Regions from separate parts of the Homo sapiens genome. Here region 1 is linked to region 2. The links are chromatin loops, found by intact Hi-C in ENCODE. Cell type or tissue: dorsolateral prefrontal cortex. All regions are shown on one strand.

What was found. A loop is a pair of places that touch in the nucleus more often than their neighbours do. Peaks named below come from ENCODE experiments on the same cell type or tissue, not always from the same donor. Only the 100,000 strongest peaks of a DNase experiment are listed, where the experiment ranks them.
Region 1: a loop joins it to region 2, with 2.5 times the contacts of the local background. A loop is called at or near these places in 1 of 110 quality-filtered maps.

The regions. Positions count from the first base shown.
Region 1 is chr6:129,123,298-129,127,297 of GRCh38, forward strand. The region is part of intron 4 of LAMA2 (laminin subunit alpha 2); the gene reads left to right. Among named protein-coding and RNA genes, the nearest start is that of LAMA2, 240 kb to the left of the region's middle. In dorsolateral prefrontal cortex, no CTCF peak of the experiment used is centred here; no DNase peak of the experiment used is centred here; H3K27ac peaks cover 511 bases.
Region 2 is chr6:129,058,088-129,062,087 of GRCh38, forward strand. It overlaps LAMA2 (laminin subunit alpha 2), which reads left to right. Exons shown (of 65, transcript NM_000426.4): 3 at 1,697-1,809. Among named protein-coding and RNA genes, the nearest start is that of LAMA2, 180 kb to the left of the region's middle. In dorsolateral prefrontal cortex, CTCF peaks have their summits at 1,833 and 2,038; no DNase peak of the experiment used is centred here; H3K4me3 peaks cover 857 bases; H3K27ac peaks cover 1,346 bases.

The sequences.
Region 1 (4,000 bases), 65 kb after region 2:
TCTGTCTCAAAAAAAAAAAAAAAGGAACTACCATATGATCCAGCCTTCTCACACATATATATATGTGTGTGAGATATATATATATATATATTCAAAGCAATTGAAATCAGGATCTCAAAGAGATATCTGCATTTCCGTATTCATTTTAGCATTATTCACAATAGTCAAGATATGGAAGCAACCTAAATATCTGTTGACAGATGAATAAATAAGGAAAATGTGGTATATACATACAATAGGATATTACTTAGCCTTAGAAAAAGAAGGAAATCCTGCCATTTCAGGCAATGTGGACAACATGAAGGACATTATGTTAAGTGAAGTAAGCCAGGAGTGGAAGGACAAATATTACATGATATCATTTATATAAGGAAACTAAAATAGTCAAAACTCAGAAACATGAGAGTAGAATGGTAGTTACCAGGGTCTGGGTTGGAGGGGGAAACAGGAAAGTATTAGTGAAAGGATAAAAAGTTTTATTTATACAAGATGAATTAAGTCCTCGAGATCTACTGTACCGCATAGTGCCTAGACTTAACATTACTGTATCGTATGCTTGAAATTTTCCTAACAAAGTCAATCTTACAAATGTTCTTATCACAAAATAATAATAATAAAGAGAGTGAGAGAAAACTTTTGGAGGTTATTGATATATATGTGGCAGAGACGGTGGTGATGGTTTCGCTGGTGCATACTTATCTCCAAACTCATTAGGTTGTATACATCAAATACGTAAGGCTTTTTGTATGTCAATCAACCTCAACATGTTTTTTTTAAAGCAGTATAGAAATACCTATTTTTTAAAATTATTACAACTGAAAGCCTTCTAACTTGTGGTGTTTTCTTGAAATAATAATCGTATCTTGGTTAATAGTTGAGATCTAAAAGCTTAGGCCTAAATTCAGATAGAAAGCTTGGCACATCTGTTGTAAGTTTTGAAACCAGGTGCACAGACCATCTTTGTTCCAGACGATCTTCTCAGGGATGTTTGTAAAGTGAACAGCCTTGGAAGGTAGAGATGATGTCCCCCTGGGAAGCAAAGGGTAGGTTTACTCATAGCTTGGGAAGAGAGAGATGGTGTCTCCCTCCAGATGAGGGGAATATATTTACCACCCATAAGAAAAGATTTGAACCCATTAAGCTGAGGGTTCCTCTTCTGTAACACCACCCACTGTGAGTGGAGGCATCAGCTGGCCTGCTTTCTATCTCTCTGCAGGAAGTAGAGCCCAGGCAACTGGCACCAAATATGCCAAAGCTTATGCTGCTTCCTGGGCTGTGAGTAATAAAGTCCCTTTTCCCTCTTTTAGAAGTCTCATATGTTCTGTCAGCAGCCACCAAGCTGTGTCAGGCTAAATTGCTGTCTTGCAAGTAGAATAAAATCCCAGACCCTTTGCAATCTTTTTCATAAAAAAAATTTTAAATACCATATATTTACCGCATACAGTTCAGAATTATTTATTAATAGTATATTCACAGAGTTGTGCAACCACCACCACAATCCAATTTTAGATCATTTCAACAACTCAAAAAGAAACCTTGTACACGTTAAGTGTCATTCCTGTACCCACTCCCTGAAAATCTGCTTGCTCTAGCTGTGTTGGATTGATGTCAGAACACAGGAGGGAAGGGCAAATGCAAGGGAGCAGGTAAGAGGCTTTCACAGCAACTCGGGACAAATGATAGTGGCTTGGAGCAGGGTAGCAGCATGAAAGTAGTGAGAAGTGGCGGAATAGAAGATACATTTTCAAAGTGGAACCAATAGTATTTCCTGACCAATTGGCTCTGCCAAGAGGATGTGCTGATCAATTTTCCGTGAGGTGTGAGAATGAGATGGCTGAGGGATGAGTCCATGGTTTTGGCATGAGCAAAGGGAAGGATTGAGTTGCTTTGAAATGAGTTGGGGAAGACTGTGGGCATAGCAGGTTTTGACAGAGAAGAATAGGAGTTCAGCATTGCATATGTTAACTGAAAATGTCTATTAGACATTTTGGTGAAGCTGAATAGATAGTGTATAGTATTCTGGAATTCAGATGAGAAATGCTGCTTAAAGATACGAATTAGAGAATTTAAAATCATGAGACTGCATAATATCACCCAGGAAGTACAAGAAGACCTAGAAAAGTAACAGTCTGAGAACTGAGCTCTAAGGAACATCTACCTTTAGAGGTCAGAGAGATGAAGTAGAGCTTGTAAAACCAAGGAGCAAGCACACACAGTTTTGGACACAGAGATTTCCCATAAGAGCATTGCAAACGTTACATATTCTCTTTGTTGGATGTGAAAATAATCTTTTGGGAAATGTGTGCTTAGACCTTGATGTGATGCATAGGGACAAATTTCTAATTCTATTTGCTTCCTAAGAAAATGAAATGTTACTAAATAAACAGCGTCAGGGCAAGGAGTCCAGGTCCATAAAGAAAAACTTGCACAGCATGGTGAATAAAATTAATAATGGTGTATTGCAGATTTTAAAATTGCTAAAAGAGTAAATTTCAAATGCTCTCATCATAAAAAATATTAGTATTTGAGGGAATGGGTATGTTACTAGCTTAATTGAATTATTCCACATTGCATTCATATATTATAACATCACTTTGTACCCCATAAATTTACATAATTAGAAATTGTCAATTTACAATAAAAAATAAAAAGCCATCAAAAAACGCCAGGCAAAAATATGTGATATACTTATACCCATATTTAAACCTACACCATAAATTATATTTAAATTTATAATTCTGCCTGCTGCTGTTTTCAGTAATTAATATCATTAAGAAAGCACAGGTTAAATCAAATTTCAACACAGTATCATTTCAGTATAAAATCTCATATTTTGAATAAAACAAACATATCTTTACACATTATTAAATGAACTACGCTGACAAATTTTGTTTCTTTTTTTGAGAACCAGAAAAACAATTATACTTAGATGGGCCATCTAAAATGTCCTTCCAGCTTGTGGAGTAGGTTGTGTTTGTTTTTCAATGAACATCTGTTTGACAAATTGAAATGCTAATTATGATTTATCATTTCCATGACATCAAATATCCAGATAGTAATAAACGTTGATGACTAACTATATTTTTCAGTTTCAGCCAGATGTTTGGCATCACGTAAGATACCACCTTAGTTTTACATAAAAATAAAATGTTTCTTGAGTCTGGCTTATCATAATGGGGAGGAAACTAATATGAATGAAGCAGAATGGTTCATTTTTTTTCTCAATGTGTACAATTCTACTGGTAAGACTTTTACAATATCATAAATAAAATTGTACTTTAAAATAAGTGTCTTTCAAACTTTTACAAATACAAAGAAAGCCAGAATCAAAACCCAATTTTGAATATCAAGTGTTAAATATGAATATCAGAAACTGAATATATCATCAATACAAATTTTAAAAAAAATAAGTTTGTAAATTCAGAGTTTATCCCTCAGATGTTATTTCAAGCATATATCATAGTGACATATCCTTGAATATATATTTAAGATCCGATAGGGACTGGGCACAGTTGCTCACACCAGCATTTTGGGAGGCTGAGGCAGATGGATTGCTTGAGCTCAGGAGTTTGAGACCAGAATGGGCAACATGGTGAAACGCCACCAGAAAAAATGCAAAATTAGCAAAGTGCGGTGGTGTGCACCTGTAGTCCCAGCGACTTCGGAGGTTGAGCTGGGAGGATTGCTTGAGCCTGGTAGGCAGAGGTTGCAGTAAGCTGAGACTGTGCTACTGCACTTCAGCCTGGATGACACAGGCAGACCCTGTCTCAAAAGAAAAAAAGAAAAATCTGATATGATAATTTAGAATATGGGTCCTCAGGGCCATAAAACAGCATATGCTAGTTTGTTGGCTTTTACTCACCATGCTGTGCACTAAAAGTAAAAAAATATAAAGTAAAGCCCATTCTTTTAACTGAGATTTTGTGCCCTTTGACATAATCTCTCCATTCCCACAGCCCTCAGCCTCTGTAACTTCTATTTCACTCACTCCTTCTAAGAA
Region 2 (4,000 bases):
GCCCTTACTGCAGCCTTGGGAATAGAAACAGGATCATCAACAGCCTCCACTCCTGCCATCCTCACCCATGCATGAGCAAGGCCTGTTTAGAGAGGGAGAAAGAAAAAGACCTTATATTACTTGGAAAATGAGAAGCAAAGATTTTAGACAAGAACCAATGACTGGGAACCAAAATGCAATGAGGGCTTGGCAGCCCAGGAGTAGTGGCTGCTGTTGTGAGACACATGGAGCTAAAATGGGAGAGATGAGAAACTGTGAGCTTTGAGGATTGTAAGAAGGAAGGGAGCTGCAACAAAGGTCACAGGTCTGTGGGGTTGCCACGCCTCCTATTTTCTATCTCTAATCTCCCTTTTGATTTTCACAATTGGTCCTGTTCTTATATGTCTGGGTGAAAGTAAGGGAAGATCTGTGGTTTTTGGTAGGATAGAGTTTCATGTGCCATCATCTCCTTCCTTGCCATTATTGTAAAGATTCCTCCACTAGAGTTAGTGATGATGGCAACAGACAAATGCCGGATGAGAGGTTTGGGTTATCTCTCATATTATTAAATAGTGATAGAAAATTGGCAAGTTAAAGACTGGCCGCAAAAAGCTTCTGTAAGGGCCAAGGGAAAACTTCTCTTTTGCCCTCTGAAGGTTTGCTGAAAAATCAACTGAAAAAAGTTAGCTTGGTAGGTGAAAGGCATACAAAATGTATTTTAACATGCATAGCATGGAAGAATCACAGGAGGATGATTACCCAATAACCCAATAGGAGCATAGATGTAGATATACCCTTCTTCACGGGGGAGGGAAGATGGGGAAAATATGGCAATTTGGAAAATAGTAAATGATTTTTTAGGGGAATTCAAGAACCTACAATGGCCTGGGACAAAGTCTGTTGGGCCCACAGAGCAGATAGTGGTTTGTAACAAAAGTCTGTTCAGGTGTGCCGACAGACTTCAGTCTCTCTTCATGTGAAATGAGTTAAATTAATGAAAACTTAAGCAAGAGGGCCAGAGGAAACTTTTCCTCCTGGTGGGATCAGACTGTAAGTAGATACGGGAGTATCAGAGTAAAACTTATTTCAGCATTTGCTGGTCTCCAAGAGCCTTTAATTTAAAATAATCAGCATACCAGCATGCTATATTTTCGGGTATTGGTTTCTGAGCCTCAATATCTCATAGAATGAATTTAACAGCATTTTATGTTAAAACCAGATATATATTGGACTCCCTACGTCTTAATAATAATGAATGTGTCAGAAGGGCAAGTGTTCAAGTGTATTTCAACCACAAGTCAGGATTTTATGTTTCTGTTAACAAGGTTGATGGCATACTAGAGCTGTCTCAATAGTTAGTTGTTGCTTTTTTGAATGATTGACAAGTCAATTAGATTTTAACATTATATCTTTACACTTAATTTCTGTAGTTACCTTTAAAATTGCCCATTTTGGTTAATGGCCAGAGTGCTGACCAGCTCATTCCCCTGCAGCCTAAGCATTTAAACATTTCCTGCTACCTTGTATGGTGCTATGAGACAGCTGTCATTGAAGAAATTCTGTTGAGAATCTGAATTACTCTCCTTCTGTATTATTTTAATGTTTGATATTCACATGATGGTTGTTTTAACCATTTTTTTTTACTTTAAAGAAAAAGCTATAAACTAGTTATATGATCTTTTCTTCTTCCTTTCATATGATGCTGCTAACTCAATAGAGAGACACCCGATTACAAATGCTATTGATGGAAAGAACACTTGGTGGCAGAGTCCCAGTATTAAGAATGGAATCGAATACCATTATGTGACAATTACCCTGGATTTACAGCAGGTATAGTTCCTCTTTTTTTGTCATTTCCACTTTTGAAATTGCATTTTACATTTGCTATTTGTTTAGTTAGTGGTTTGTGGGTGAAAGGATACTCTTTCTTATCACTCTCCATTGTTTTCTTGATAAGATGAACAAAGGGTCCTATTCATATAGCGTATTGTTATTTACGAGTATTCAGCATTTAATTATAAAGCACAATTCAAATGGAAGCACGTGAAGAGCTTAGAAATGAATTAGGTGCTAACTCTGTTTTAGCTAGCTGGACTTAATGATGAAAATATGGATCAATAAAATTTTACATAACAAAAATATAATAGTATCATTTTTAACTTTTAAAATAATACATTGCTCCCACTGTGCTGATGGTGTGTGCACTTAAAGGTTCTTGGATAACAAGGCTCTTGAGCAAATTGCCTCTCATTACTGAGAGCTGAGAAAGTTTTGACAGTTGCTTTCAAGTTAAACTTGGGTGACTAAATGAAGTAACAAGCTTTGTAGTTATACAAAATTGATGCCGGAAGTTGTTCAAGTTTGTCTTGCATAGGCCTGGGTGCCTTCTATGCTTAATCTCTTTCTTCCTTCTCTTCACAATATTCAGGTCAGGCTGAAGTTATTAATCAGGAATCGCCAGCACCTCAAATTATTTAGGCTTGCAATTAGGATGGAAAGTGGACAAATGCCACATTCCATCCTATTTGTATGCCTAAATAATGTGCAGGGGTGATGGTCAGGATAGTTAATGACAGACACCATACACTGTAAAGGTCATGGTTTTTATAAGTTATCACTGTGTGGGGAAGCCCCCAGCCAGTGGGCCAGATCAGCACAAGACATTTTCCTAATGGATGCCATTTGCCACCAGCATGAGTACAATCTCCCTCCTCCAGTGTCTAGGTTCATTTTGGTGAGGGCTGCATATATTCAAGAGCCACAGAAAGCTGGCTGGAGCAAACAAGCTGGTGGATTGCACGGTAGACCTGCCTTCCACCCATATGGGCCTCCTCGGGATATGAGGAACTGGTGGCGGCAGGGGCTCAGTGCTGCAGCTTATATCACCAAATGGCATGGACTTATTTCTACCCTCACTAATATACAGCAGCTGAATGTCAGTCCTGAGTTAATAATATTTCTCAGGAAGTCTCAGAGCACTATCAGAGAATGGCAGGGCAAGCTACCACACTGATCAATCATGCTTTAGGAAAATTAATCCTGTGCATGAATCCCCTGGGGATCTTAGCCTCAAAATGGACTGCATACCACTCCTGATAAAGACAACTTTGTCCTTTATTGGTCACAAGAGTTCTCCCCCTTCATGTGATCATTGAAAGTCTAGTCTCCCAATCAAGAGTGAGTCTGCTGTGCATTGACTCAGGTCATCTCCAGGGACAGGCAATCAATAAATAATGATGCTTTATTGTTCTGGTTTATTCTCCATTTATTCTTTTAGATTGCACATAGAACAATGGGGTCAATTATTAATATAATTTGCACAAATCACTTATAGTACTCTTTGAGCTGAACAGCAATATTATTTACCTGTTATCAAACATGGCAGCATTTTTCCCCTCCTAATTTACAACTGGATGGCGCAACCACAAGTTTTTACTAAATCATTTCTAACTTGCCTGTTTTTATCAATTCAGCAAGTCAAAGAGTTTACCTGAAAGCCTATTTTTCAGTGATGTCATTGATATTTTCCTAAATTTACTTTGCATACTCACTCATCCATTCCCACACAGTATCTTAAGAATTATGTGGATTTGTCGTTCTGTTTTCTCTTCCTCCCATTTAGTTTAATGGAGGTAAGATGAGTGAATATGCCAAGACATATTTTATGCTTCATTCATCATAACAAAGTGCCAGAATTCTGTATATAACCCAGGTCTACCTGACTCCAAAGTCTGAAATTCACCAAGTGGAATTGGTACAGAGCATATGTGTTCAAATTGTCCCATATTCCAGGATGGTGTCCATCCATATCCTTATTTATTCCAGCTTTCTATTTCCTGAAAATCAACCTACTGTGTGTGTAGAAGAAGGGGAATTCAAGTAATCTCTAAAAATGTAATAAATCCTTATTTCTACTTGACTCAAGATTTTAATTTAGTCAGTTATTTAGTGATGTGAAAAGTTAAACAGGTTTTGTAATCAAGTTTCGTGATGGAACTTCTCAGACAAGAAAGAGCTTCAG